Regions from separate parts of the Homo sapiens genome. Here region 1 is linked to region 2. Evidence: chromatin contacts called from ENCODE Hi-C or POLR2A ChIA-PET data. All regions are on one chromosome and are shown on one strand. Each heading gives the region's core, a stretch centred on a gene start or an enhancer-like site at or near the end of the contact. The rest is flanking DNA. Distances are from core to core; before and after follow the strand shown.

Region 1 (7,335 bases), core at 4,369-6,868, 120 kb after region 2:
CATGCCTATACTTATAGCTACTTGGGAGGTTGGGGCATGAGAATCACTTGAACCTGGGAGGCAGAGGTTGCAGTGAACTGACATGGCCCCACTGTACTCCAGCCTGGGTGACAGAGTGAGACCCTGTCTAAAACAAAACAAAACCAAATATGCAGAAAAAATAATGGATGGCTACCTCTGTACCAAACACGTACAGGCTTTTTTTTTTCTTTTTTTGTCATCATTCCCTAAACAATACAGTGTAACAGCCATTTACACGGCACTTACACTGTATTAGGAATTATAAGTAATCTAGAGATAACAGGAGGCTCTGCTTAGGTTACATGCAAATACTACACCATTTTATATAAGAAACATGAGCATCCTTGGATTTCAGTATCTGCAGGGGGCCCTAGAACCAATTCCCCACAGACACCAAGGGACTCCTGTCCTTCAAAGAGCCATATAAGCTAACCAGCAACAACAACAAAACAAAATTCCACCTAATCAACTTCACCCTGTTTCATACAATTCCAACCTTCCCGCAGAAAGAGAAATACAGTATTTAGAGATACTGAAGCATTTCACACTGTACAACAGCACTGGATAGTATAATGCTTCCTGTTTATTTTAATGTAATTTTTTAACGCAATAGAATGAAATACACATTAGATTGCTTTTTATTTCACTATGTAGTAAATATTTTCACTTCATAGAAGTCAACAGGGAAAAGTGTTCTATTGTTATAGTTAGTAAGAAATCCCAATATAAACATTTAAAAGAGCTTCTCTACTAGAGGAAAATCTTTTCAACAAAAGACTCTGCTTCAAACAAAACAAGACTACTAGTTACAGGGCCATTGCGGTTGGGGGGCGGGGGAAACGAGGGGAAAATATATTTAAACTGAGGTCCTAGTGAAAAACCAAGAATATTACCAAAAAAAAACCCACATACACACAAAAACTATTAAAACTAAGAATTAAATCTACCCATCAAAAAATAGTAAACATAAAGTAAGTCCAGGGGTTTATGTTTCTACTGCACATAGTAAGCACTTCACAGTTGTCAGCAATTTCCTAATAATCATACATGGTTCTATACACAACCTCGAAATGGCAACATTATTAAGTTTTAATACATATAAGCGAAAGTGTACAAACATTTCCCAAACAACCAAACCAAAACAAATAAAAGTCTGGACTTCATATAATGCAATCCAAGTTTCTCTGAGAAAATGAAAAAGTTTCTGATGCAAGACAACATGGAGAAAATTAAAACAAAACATATGAGGCAGAAAAGGAGTTAGTACACATACACGAATTATTTTTTAAAAGATTTTTTTTTTTTTTTTTTTTTGAGACGGAGTCTCGCTCTGTCGCCCAGGCTGGAGTGCAGTGGCGGGATCTCGGCTCACTGCAAGCTCCGCCTCCCGGGTTCACGCCATTCTCCTGCCTCAGCCTCCCAAGTAGCTGGGACTACAGGCGCCCGCCACTACGCCCGGCTAATTTTTTGTATTTTTAGTAGAGACGGGGTTTCACCGTTTTAGCTGGGATGGTCTCGATCTCCTGACCTCGTGATCCGCCCGCCTCGGCCTCCCAAAGTGCTGGGATTACAGGCGTGAGCCACCGCGCCCGGCCAAAAGATATTTTTTAAGCCAGGCATGGTGACATCTGCCTGTAATCCCAGCTACTTGGGAGGCTGAGGTGGGAGGATCACTTGAACCCAGAAGTTCAAGACACCCTAAGCAACATAGCAAGACCCCTACCTAAAAAAAAAAAAAAAAAAAAAATCCTAACTTTTTACTACACTCCAAGATAAATTTTGGGTGAATTTTAAAAAGTTAAACACTAGAAATATGAAGTCATAAATTAGAATTGTTTTTCAGATATATGTAAGAGTAAAAATGTAAAACTTCAGAAGTGAAACAGAAACACAACAATTGGCAGATCTGACATATACAAAATTTTAACTCATACACATTAAAAGTAGCAATACAAAACAAATAGCAATGTTAAACTAACTGGAGAAAATACTTGCAGCAAATTAGTGAAATAGTTGATTAAATTCAAGGTACTTATTAAGTTCTACACAATGATTTTTTTTTAAGAGACAGGTTCTTGCTGTCACCCAGGCTGGAGTGCAGTAATCATAACTCACTGCAGACTTGAACTCCCTGGCTCAAGTGATTCTCCTGCCTCAGCCTCTCAAGCAGCTAGGACTACATGCACTTGCTACCATGCTCAGCTAATTAAAAAAAAGATTTTGTAGAGACAAGGTCTCACTATGTTGCCTAGGCTAGTCTCGAACTCCTGCCTCAAGTAATCCTCCCACCTTGGCCTCCCAAACTCCTGGGATTACAGGTGTAAGCCAGCGTGCACAGCCTACAAAATAATTTTTTTTTTTTTTGAGACAGAGTTTCACTCTTGTTGCCCAGGCTGGATTGCAATGGCCCCATCTCAGCTCACTGCATCCTCCACCTCCTGGGTTCAAGCAATTCTCCTGTCTCAGCCTCTAGCCAGAAAAGTAAAAGAAAAAATTATAAAAATAAAAAGAATTTTTTTAAATGTTTAAACAAACACATCTTTAAGAACTAAAATGATGACAACAACAAAGGACAAAAAGACAATGAAAATAATGAAGAAATACAACTACCAAAAATGGGAAAGGTTCTACTTTGACACCAATCCAAAAAAAACCAATTAAAACAAGCTACCATTTTAGATTACTCAATTAGCAAAGAATTTTTTGCAAATGATAATACCAAATGCTGAAAGGGTTTTAGTAAATTAACACTCAGATTCCACTTTCAAAAAATTATTTGAGGCTGGATGCAATGGCTCACACCTGTAATCCCAACACTTTGGGAGGCCGAGGCGGGAGGATCACTTGAGGTCAGAAGTTCAAGACCAGCATGGGCAACATGGCAAAACCCTGCCTCTACAAAAAAAAATACAAAAAAAATTAGCTGGGCATGGTGGTGCCCACCCAACCACTCAGGAGGAGGCTGAGGTAGAAGGATCCCTTAAGCCCGAGAGGTCGAGGCTACAGTGAGTTGTGATCACACCACTATACTCCAGCCTGAGTGACAGAGTGAAATGCTACTGTCTCAAAAAAAAAAAAAAAAAAAGAAGAAAAGAGAAAAAAATACATTTTGAGCAGCAAGTTGTGGTGGCTCAATGCTTGTAATCCCAGCAACTGGGAGGCTGAGGCAAGAGTGTCTCTTGAGGCCAGGAGTTTGGGACCAGCCTGAGCAACATAGCAAGATCCCATCTCTAAAAAAATTAAAAGTAGCAAGGCATGGTGGCTCATGCCTATAATCCCAGCACTTTGAGAGGCCAAGGCTGGAAGATTGCTTGAGACCAGGAGGTTGAGACTATCTTAGACAACACAGTGAGACCCCCATCTCTACAATAAAAATAAAAATAATAAATTAATTAATTAAAAACAATTAGCTGGGTATGGTGGTGTGAACTCATAGTCCCAGCTGTTCCAGAGGCAGAGGCAGGAGGATTGCTTGAGCCCAAGAGTTCCAAGGCTGCAGTGAGCACCACTGCACTTCAGCCTGAGCAACAGGGGAAGACTCTGTCTCTAAAAATTAAAAAAAAAAAAAAAAAAAAAAAAATTAAATGGCCGGGCGCAGTGGCTCACACGTATAATCCCAGCACTTTGGGAGGCCAAGGCGGGTGGATCACCTGAGGTCAGGATTTCAAGACCAGCCTGGCCAATGTGGTGAAACCCCGTCTCTACTAAAAATACAAAAATCAGCCAGGTGCGGTGGCACACGCCTATATAATCCCAGCTACTCAGGAAGCTGAGGCAGGAGAATCGCTTGAACTTGGGAGGTGGAGGTTGCAATAAGCCAAGACTGCACTACTGCACTCCAGCCTGGGCAACAGAGCAAGATTCTGTCTCAAAAAAAAAAAAAATTAAATGAAACACATGTATAAATGGCCAACATGCACATATAAAGGGTGTTCAACATCACTTAGTCAAGGAAATGCAGATTAATCCACATTGAGATACTACTTTCCAACAATCAGGATGGCTAAACTGAAAGACTGACAATATGAAGCACCAGTCCTGCAAGCTCCTTTCATGTAAGTAAAAAGGCCACATGAGACATTAGAAGAATAAACTGCCAACAACTCATAGTCTTGAAAGGAGACTTAGGCAAGTGACAGTGTTCAGGGTTGAATTAGTGATAAATACTTAGAATACTAAGCAAACACAAATAAAATCAGTCATCAGCTCCAAGGAAAACAAACATTGTGCTAGAAAAGTAATCAAAACTTACTACCTAATTTCAGCTGTGAATCCTACGCATATGCTCATAAGGTAAACATTTAACAGTTATCTAAAATTACCATATAACTATTGCGGTAGGATTAAGTAACAGGGAGAGGGGAAGGGGAAGTGGCTAAGGTGGAAGGAAGGGAGAGACAACTAAATTCTCATGCTCAGAAGTGGGAAGTCAACAGATAATGCTGAAACTGAAAAATCAATACCAAATACCAAAGATCAACTAAAAGAATACAAAGTGGTCTCCTCTAAGAGAAGGAAAATGCCAAGGAAAATTAAGGAGCTGGTTGTCATTTAACAAATCCTGGTCAAGCTATTAACACTTTAAACTACAGTTATGCATCACAAATGACAGGAATGCATCGTTAGGTGATTTCATCATTGTGCAGACATCAGCGTGCTTACACAAACTTAGATGGTATAGACTACTACACACCTAGGCTATATGGGATGGCCTATTACTCCTAGGCTACAAACCTACACAGCATATTACTGTACTGAATATTGGAGGCAACTGTAACACAGTATTTGTGTATCTAAACATATCTAAACATAGAAAAGGTATAGTAAAAATATAGCCTTAAAGATAAAAAAAAAAAAAAGTCCAGGCACGGTGGCTCACTCCTGTAATCCCAGCACTTTGGAAGACTGAGGTGGGAGAATCACTTGAGGCCAGGGGTTTGAGACCAGTCTGGGTAACACAGTAAGACCCCGTTCTCTACATTAAAAAAAAAAAAAGAAAAATTTCCCAGGCTTGGTGGCATGTGCCTCCAAGCTACTGAAGACATTGAGGCAGGAGGATAACTTGAGCCCTTGAGCCCAAGAGGTCCAGGCTGCAGTGAGCTATGATCATGCCACTCCAGCCTGGGTGACAGAGTGAGACCCTGTCTAAAAAAAAAAAAAAAAAAAAGACAAAAAAATGGTTCACCTAGGCTGGGCTTGGTGACTCACATCTGTAATCTCAGAGCTCTGGGAGGCCAAGGCAGGAGACTTGAGCCCAGGAGTTCAAGAATAGCCTGGCTAACATAGCGAGGTCTCTACAAAACATAAAAAACAAAAAAATCAGCCAGGTATGGTGGCATGCACCCATAGTCGCAGCTACTCTATAGGCTAAGGTGGGAGGATAGCTAGAGGCTAAAGTGGGAGACAATCTCTTGAGCCCAGGAGCTCGAGGCTACAGTAAGCCATGATCACGCCACTTCAATCTACCCTGGGTGACTGAACAAGACCCTGTCTCGAGACAAAACTAAAAATCTTTTTTTAAAAAAGGTACACCTATATAGGGCACTTACCATGAATAGAGCTTGCAGGATGAGAAGTTGTTCTGGGTGAGTCAGTGAGAGACTTAGGGGTGAGTCAATGTTGAAGTCCTAGCCCTAGGACATTACCATGGAGTACTGCAGTAGATTTTATAAACACTGTGCAATTCGGTTACACCAAATTTACTAATTTTTTCTTCAATAATAAATTAATTTTAGCTTACTGTAATTTTTTTTTTTTTTTTTTGAGACCAAGTCTTGCTTTGACACCCAGGCTAGAGTGCAGTGGCACGATCTTGGCTCACTGCAACCTGCACCTCCTGGGTTCAAGCAATTCTCGTGCCTCAGCCTCAGCCTCCTGAGTAGCTAGGATTACAGGCGTGCACCACCACAACCGGCTAATTTTTGTATATTTTAGGAGAGACAGGGTTTCACCATGTTAGCCTGGCTGGTCTCAAACTCCTGGCCTCAAATGATCCACCCGCCTCGTCCTCCCACAGTGTTGGGTTACAAGCGTGAGCCACCATGCCCAGCCAGCTTACTGTAACTTTTTTACTTCATAAACTTTTAAATTTAACTTGTTGGCTCTTATAATAACCCTTACCTTAAAACACATTGTACAGTGTCCAAAAATATTTTTTCTTTATATCTTTATTTAAAAAGTTTTTACTATTCATGTTTTATTTTCCTTTTTAAGCTTTCTTGCTAAAAATGAAGACATACACTTTGGGAGGCCGAGGTGGGCGTATCACCTGAGGTCAGGAGTTCAAGACCAGCCTGGCCAACATGGCAAAACCCATCTCTACTAAAAATACAAAAATTAGCTGGGTGTGGTGGCATGCACCTGTAATCCCAGCTATTTGGGAGGCTGAGGCAAGAGAATCGCTTGAACCAGGGAGGCGGAGGTTGCAGTGTGCAGAGATCACACCACTGCACTCTAGCCTCAGGGACAGAGTGAGACTCTGTCTCCAAAAAAAAAAGAAAAAAGACATAAACACACACCTTAGCCTAGGCCTACACAGCATCAAGATCATCAATATCACTGTCTTCCACCTTCACGTATTGTCCCACTGGAAAGTCTTCAGGGCAATAACACACATGGAGCTGTCATCTTCTATGACAATAATGCCTTCTTCTGAAATACCTCCTGAAGGACTTGCCTAAGGCTGTTACAGTTAAGTTTTGTTTTTTTTTTTTTGAGACAGAGTCTTACTCTGTCTCCCAGGCTGGAAGAGTGCACTGGCGTGATCAAGGCTCACCCCAGCCTGAACCTCCTAGGCTCAAGTGATCCTCCCACTCCAGCCTCCTGAGTAGCTAGGACCACAGGCGTGTGCCTAATTTTTGTATTTTTTGTAGAGACAGGTTTTCACCATGTTGCCCAGGCTGGTCTCAAACTCCTGGGCTCAAGCAACCCACCCAAAATGCTGGGATTACAGGTGGGAGCCACCACGTTCAGCCAACTTTTATTTAAATAAATAGAAGGAGTATACTCTAAAATAATGATTAAAGGTATAGTATAGTAAATGACTACATAAAAAAAGCAAAAAGCAAAAACAAGTAAATGGCTACGATGTCACTAGGCAATAGGAATTTTTCAGCTCTACTATTATCTTATGGGATCACAGTTGTGTATGCAGTCCATCGTTAACCAAAACATCATCATGCAGCACATGACTGTATAGGTATGTATAACATGGACAGAAACAGACATCTCAGAAAAAGCAAGATACAAAATTTTATGTACATTATGATTAAAACAATACTAAACACTAATTTGAAAAAAGAGTAACAGCAAATA
Region 2 (6,857 bases), core at 3,896-6,395:
TTCCTCTAGTTCTTTCTTTTGTGGTAAATAGGTATTTTCTAGGAATTTAAATAGGTAACATTTTAATGCCTTTTTAAATAAAACTATTTTGGGGGATCATTTTCTTAGAGATTGTTGTAGGGTTTACAATATGGATCTTAACATAGTCTACTTTATTGTTTATTTTACTTTATGTTTTTGAGATGTCATCTTGCTCTGTCGCCCAGGCTGGAGAGCAGGCGTTCCATCTCAGCTTACTGCAACCTCTGCCTCCTGGGTTCAAGTGATTCTCCCACCTCAGCCTCATGAATAGATAGGGTTACAGGCACGCACCACCACGCCAGGCTAATTTTTGTACTTTGAGTAGAGACGAGGTTTTGCCATGTTGGCCAGGCTGGTATCGAACTCCTGGCTTCAAGAGATCCGCCTGCCTTGGCCTCCCAAAGAGCTGGGATTACAGGCGTGAGCCATGGCACCCAGCCAACATAGTCTACTATGTTTGATTGATACTAATTTATTCCAGTAAAGTATAGAAACTAAAAAAGTGTAGAAACTAAAACATAGAAACTTTGCTCAAATATAGCTCCCCTTCTACTCTCACCTTTGTGCTATTGTTGTCACTCATATAAGATCGTTATATGTAATGGGAACAACATGGTTTTATAATTATTGTCATGTAAAAATGTCTTTTAAACCAGTAAAAAATAAAATAAACAGAATGGTATATTTATACTGTCTTTTATTATTACCTATGTAATTTCTACTATTGGTGCTCTTTATTTTTTTTTTTGGCAGTTTTTATGGTTTTATTTAAACATAAAACATGCATATGAGCTGTCTATTCATTTTCTTCACAGGCTGGCATTGGGATTGGTGACTCTGATGGCCAGCTGGGCTGCTCTTTCCACAATGTCTTTGCAGTTCTTGGAGGAAACACTGTGGGCAATCTCAGCACACTTGTTGCACGTCAGCAGCACTTCCAGCTCCTTGACATTGCGGACCAGGAAATTCTGGAAGCCACTGGGCAGCATGTGGTTTGTTTTTTGTTGCTGAACCTTCTACAAACTCTGTTGTCAATACCTCTGGGTTTCTGTCAGTTACACTTAGTTTTGACATATCAGTGTAACTGGTGCTGGATGAAATTCTTGGTTCTCTTTTTGATGATCTTGGACTTCACAAGGGGTCTGAGGGCAGCTATGATGCCAAGTAGGAGATGGCTGCCACCTCCGTAGGCAGCGCCAAGGAAGAGAGCCTCTTTATTTGTTCATGTGGATGTTAATAACCGTCTGGTGTCACTTATTTTCAGCTTGAAGAACTTCCTTCAGTATTTAAAGACAGATTTCCTGGTAACAAATTTTCAGTGTTCATATAGGAATGTCTTTAGTTCACCTTCTTTTTTTTTTAATGTGTTTTTTTTTAAAAAGCTTTAAAAATATTTCTATTAAAAAATTATATATAATAATAGTATATGTTTTTGGGGTACATGTGATATTCTGATATATGCATACAATGCGTAATGATCAAATATGGTAATTAGGATATTCATCACCTCAAATATTTATCATTTTTTTGGGTTGGGAATATTCCGAATCTTCTAGCTAATTTGAAATATACAATAAATTATTTTTAACTATAGTTACCCTACTGTGCTATTAAACACTAGAAGTCATTCATTCTATCCAACTGTATTTTTACAGTCATTAACTAACCTCTCTTCAATATTATCCCTCCTGCCCTTGCCAGCCTCTGATAACCATCATAATACTCTCTAATTCCACGAGATCAACTTTTTTAGCTCCCACTTAAAAGTGAGAACACGTGATATTTGTCTTTCTATGCTTGGCCTATCTCACTTAACGTAATGACCTCCGGTTTTATCCATGTTGCTGCAGATGACAGGATTGCATTCATTTTATGGCTGAATAACATTTTATTGTGTATGTGTGTGTGTATATATATATATATTTTTTTTTTTTCTTTATCCATTCATCAACTGATGGACACTTAAGTTGATTCTGTATCTTGGCTATTGTAAGTAGTGCTGCAATAAACACAGGGGTGTAGATAGCTCTTTGCTTTACTGATTTCCTTTCTTCTGAATATATACCCAGCAGTGGGATCGCTGGATAATATGGTGGATCTATTTTTAGTTTATTGGGGCACCTCCATACTGTTTTCCATATTGACTGTACTAATTTACATTCCCATCAATAGTGTACTAGCACTTCCCTTTCTTCACATCCTCATCAGAATCAGTTATTCTTTGTCTTTTTTATAATAGCCATTTTAACTGGGAGATAATATTTCATTGTGGTTTTGATATTTCGATTATGATTAGTGATGTTGAGCATTTTTTCATATATCTGCTGGCCATTTGTATGTCTTTTTTTGAGCAATGTCTATTCAGATCACTTGCCCATTTTTAAATTGGGTTATTTGGTTTTTTGTTATTGAGTTGAGGCCTTTATACATTCTGGTTATTAAAACCTTGATGAATGGATAGTTTGCAAATATTTTCTCCTATTCTGTTGGTTGTCTCTTCACTCTGTTGACTGTTTCCTTTGCTGTAAAGCTTTTTAACTTGATGAAATCCTGTTTGTCCATTTTTGCTTTGGCTGACTGTGCTTTTGAGGTATTATACAGTGTCATACCACTCAGACAAATGTCCTACAGCATTTCCCCAATTTCGTCTAGTAGTTTAGGTCTTAGATTTAAGTCTTTGAATCCATTTTCTTTTCTTTTTTTTTTGAGGCGGAGTCTCCCTGTGTAGCCCAGGCTGGAGTGCAGTGGGGCAATCTCGGCTCACTGCAACCTCCACCTCCCGGTTTCAAGCAGTTTTCCCACCTCAGCCTCCTGAGTAGCTGGGATTACAGGCGCCTGCCACCATACCCAACTAGTTTTTGTACTTTGAGTAGAGATAGGGTTTCACCATGTTGGTCAGGCTGGTCTCGAACTCCTGGCCTCAGGTGATCCAGCCGTCTCGGCCTCCCAAAGTGCTGGGATTACAGGCATGAGCCACCTCGCCCAGCCTCTTTAATCCATTTTGATTTGATTTTAGTGTATGGTAAGAAATTGGGAACTGGTTTCATTCTTCTGCACGTGGATATCCAATTTTTCCAGCACCATTTATTGAAGAGATTGTCCTTTCTCTAATGTATGCTCTTGGCATCTTTGTCAAAAAAGAGTTGGTTGTAAATGTGGGGGGTTTTGCTTGTTTGTTTGTTTTGGTTTTTTTTTTGTTTGTTTGTTTTTGAGACAGAGTCTCATTCTGTTGCCCAGGCTGGAGTGCAGTGGCGTGATCTTGGCTCATTGCAACCTCCACCTCCCCAGTTCAAGCGATTCTCCTGCCTCAGCCTCCTGAGTAGCTGGGACTACAGGCATGTGCTATCACACCTGGATAATTGTTTTGTATTTTTAGTAGAGACGGGGTTTCACCGCGTTAGCCAGTATGGTCTCAACCTCCTGACGTCATGATCCACCTACCTCAGCCTCCCAAAGCACTAGGATTACAGGCGTGAGCCACCACGCCTGGCCTGGATTTATTTCTGGGTTCTCTGTTCTGTTCCATTGGTCTATTTGTCTGTTCTTATGTCAGTGCCATGCTGTTTTGGTTACTATAGCTTTGTAGTGTATTTTGAAGTCAGGTAGTAATTCACCTTTATTTCTGAATTACAGTTCTGCTAGATAAAGAATTCTGGATTGACAGTTTTTGCTTTTTTGGTTTTTTCCTTATATCACTTTCTCATATCACTGCACACTGAGCTCTATTGTTTCAAAAAGTCAGCTGTTTATCACATTGTGGTTCCCTTCTACATGATGAGTCTTTCTGCTCTTGTGGCTTTCAACTTCTTCCTTTGTCTTTAGTTTTCAACACTTTGACAATGATATGTCTAGGTGTGATTCTTTCTGTGTTTAACCTAGTTGGAGTTCATTAAGCTTCTAAGATTAATAATTTTCGAGAAATTTTAGAACTTTCAGACATTATCTTGTCAAACTTTTTTCTGCTTCTTTCTTTCCTTCTGAGACTTTCATTATGCATATTTTGGTAGACTTGATCATGTTCCAACTTCTGTGAAACTCTGTTCATTTATTTGGTCTTCTTTCTCTCTTTCTGATGAAATAATCTCTATTGATCCATATTCTGTTTTGCTGAATATTTCTCTGTCAACTCAAATCTGCTAGAATTTCTATTTGATTCTGTTTTAAATTTTTATTTATTTATTGCTATTTTCTATTTGGACAAGTCAGTGAGATCATACATTCCTCTAATTCTTTAAATACAGCTTCGTTTAGCTCTTTGAAAACATTTACAATAGTTGTATTGAAGTCTTTGTGTGCTAAGGAGAACATCTGCTGCCACCTCTGAGACAGTTTCTACTATTCTTTGTTTTTTCCTCGTATATGGGTCACATTTTCCTGTTTTATTCCATGTCTCATAATTTTTTCTTGTTGAAAACTGAACACATTTGATACTTTATATTAGCAACTCTGGATTCTGAACCCCTGTGTGTTTTGTTTTGTTTTACGACTTCCTGGAACAATTCTGTAGAGTTTATCTTCCGGTACAGTATCTTGCAGTGTGAAGCTGCTCAGTTTCTTCGTGTTTTCTTTTTTATTATCTGTTTTTATTTTTAAGCTTGGCCTTCTTGGGGTGAGCCTAACTTACTGGTCAGCCAATGACTGCTGAGAGGTTGTGCTCTCAGCAGTTTACTGGTTGTGTTTAGCCAGTAACATTCACACCCTTTTCCTGATGGATCTGTACATGGTTTGGGGAATGCATTTAAAGTTTGGGCAGGTTACAAGCCTACCCTGGCTTTTACTTTCTGCACATGCAAGGCTTCACCTTCAACTAGGGAAGAATAAAGTGCTAAAGCCCACTTTGGTTTCTCCTGAGTTTGTGTATAGCCTTGTACAAGCAGTCTACAGATCACTGGGGACATGAGAAAGCTTGCTAAGGCTCACTATGGTGATCCTGTTCCCTGTTAAAAATTTGACTGGTCTGTTGTTAGTCTGCTGCTTCCCCTAACCAGTATTTTATCCCCAAGCTGGTGATGTCAGTTTTCCCTCACTGTTTACCACCATGATGGTATGTATTTATTTTATTATCCTTGGACAGGCATTTATTCCTGCTCTCCTTCAAATCATGAATCAGACTGACAGCCCATGCAGACTTGCTGGATGGGAGGAAATGAAAGCTGCTCCTGGTTAAATTACCACACACTTCCATTGTTCTCACCAAGGATTAGTAGTTCTTGAATAAATGCTTCTCAATTTCTTGTATATATTTGGTCAGTTTCCAGAGTCCTGAAATGGTTGTTTGACAATTTTGTTCAGTTTTTTAAGTGCTTTTGGGGAAAGGGTTGGCTGAGATCTTCACTCGGCCATTCCAGAAATCACGATACTTTTTTTTTTTAACAACGTACTGACTGTAAGTTAGAGACAAATATTTGTTTCACCTCATTGCATATGAACCAACCTGAATCATCCTTTAAAAATTATCACAGTCAAATGAATTTTTATAAGTAATAGTAGAGGCAAAATAAAATAAAACTGAAAATGAATAAACAAATTTTAAAAAAAACCCACAGATGAAATGAACCCATTTGGAACCAACAATTTTAAATCTAGACTTATTAAAAAATACAAAATACAAAAGGCAAATTATTGGTACTTTTAATGAAAGAGGTCCTAAACTTGATTCTGCCAGTCCCATGTAATTTCAGGTCCTCAACTTCTATAAATCTTGGTTTCCACTTTTACAAAATGAGAGACACTAATTTCATGCAGTTATTCTAAGGACCAGATGAGATAATGTAACTACATGTATTTTACAAAGAATAACTTTCTATGAAAATATAAGATTATATCAACCTTATTTTTTGAAATAGGGATGCTATGAGTAGTTGTAAAATAAGCCAATAAATATAAATATAGGCTATAAAGCATTATTTCTACCTATGCTAAGTGATATTTACCTCAGAATATATTACTATAATAAATTAGATTGTAATATTCTAAGAAAAAAAGTCACTATAGCCACATAAAAGCCTTTATGTATGTCCTTACAATATCTGGTTTCTACATGTCAATTATTTTAAAATCCTACGTTAATATATTTTAAAATCTTTTAGTAGCTAAAAACTAGAGACAATCAAGAAAACACTCAAGAATATCAAGACTGAGTCTTCTGAGTATGAATATTTAAAAAACTACATGAAAGTTGGGCACATTGGTGTACACCTGTAATCCCACCTACTCAAGAGGCTGAAGTGGAAGGATCTCTTGAACTCAGGAGAGTTCAAGACCAGCCTGGGCAATACAGTGAGACCCCATCTCAAAAGAAAAACCAAGACAGAAAATAAAACCAACAAACAAAAACTACATGAGACTAGAGTTTTATGAAAGCAACATTTAAAAAAATAGATTTTGCTTAATCTTCTTTAAGAAATAACCATGCTGTTTTGCATATGGAGTGGCCACCCATTTATTCCTTTCTTTTCTTTTTTTTTTTTTGAGAGAGTCTCACATTGTCACCCAGGCTGGAATGCAATGGCATAATCTTGGCTCACTGCAGCCTTGACCTCCTGGGCTCAAGCAATCCTCCCACCTCAGCCTCCCAAGTAGCTGGGACCACAGGCGTGTACCACCAAGCCTTGATAATTTTTGTATTTTTTGTAAAGACAGGGTCTCACCATGTTGCCCAGGCTGGTCTCGAACTCCTGAGCTCAAACAATCCACCTGCCTTGGCTTCCCAAAGTGCTGGGATTACAGGCATGAGCCACTACACCCAGCCCCTTCACTTTCTTAATAAACTTGCCTTCACTTAAAAAAAAAATAATAATAATAAATAACCGTTTTTAAAACTTGTCATTTAAAAA

Evidence for each region. A loop is a pair of places that touch in the nucleus more often than their neighbours do. ChIA-PET counts read pairs that join two places held with the same protein, here RNA polymerase II (POLR2A).
Region 1: a map of Calu3 shows a loop between it and region 2 (2.4-fold over the local background). The contact joins two enhancer-like sites. A Hi-C loop is called at or near these places in 1 of 168 maps with a recorded cell type or tissue (Calu3). POLR2A ChIA-PET finds 5 or more read pairs at or near these places in 7 of 52 experiments (A549, AG04449, Panc1 and 2 more).

Annotation. Positions count from the first base shown.
Region 1 is chr17:60,367,678-60,375,012 of GRCh38, forward strand. The region is part of intron 1 of USP32 (ubiquitin specific peptidase 32); the gene reads right to left. Among named protein-coding and RNA genes, the nearest start is that of USP32, 21 kb to the right of the region's middle. Within about 2 kb of position 5,619, at least 4 of the 41 ENCODE cell types and tissues checked have a DNase peak (open chromatin) inside an H3K27ac peak, as active enhancers do.
Region 2 is chr17:60,244,471-60,251,327 of GRCh38, forward strand. All of the region lies in intron 11 of USP32 (ubiquitin specific peptidase 32), which reads right to left. It also overlaps the pseudogene RPL32P32. Among named protein-coding and RNA genes, the nearest start is that of CA4, 98 kb to the left of the region's middle. Within about 2 kb of position 5,146, at least 2 of the 41 ENCODE cell types and tissues checked have a DNase peak (open chromatin) inside an H3K27ac peak, as active enhancers do.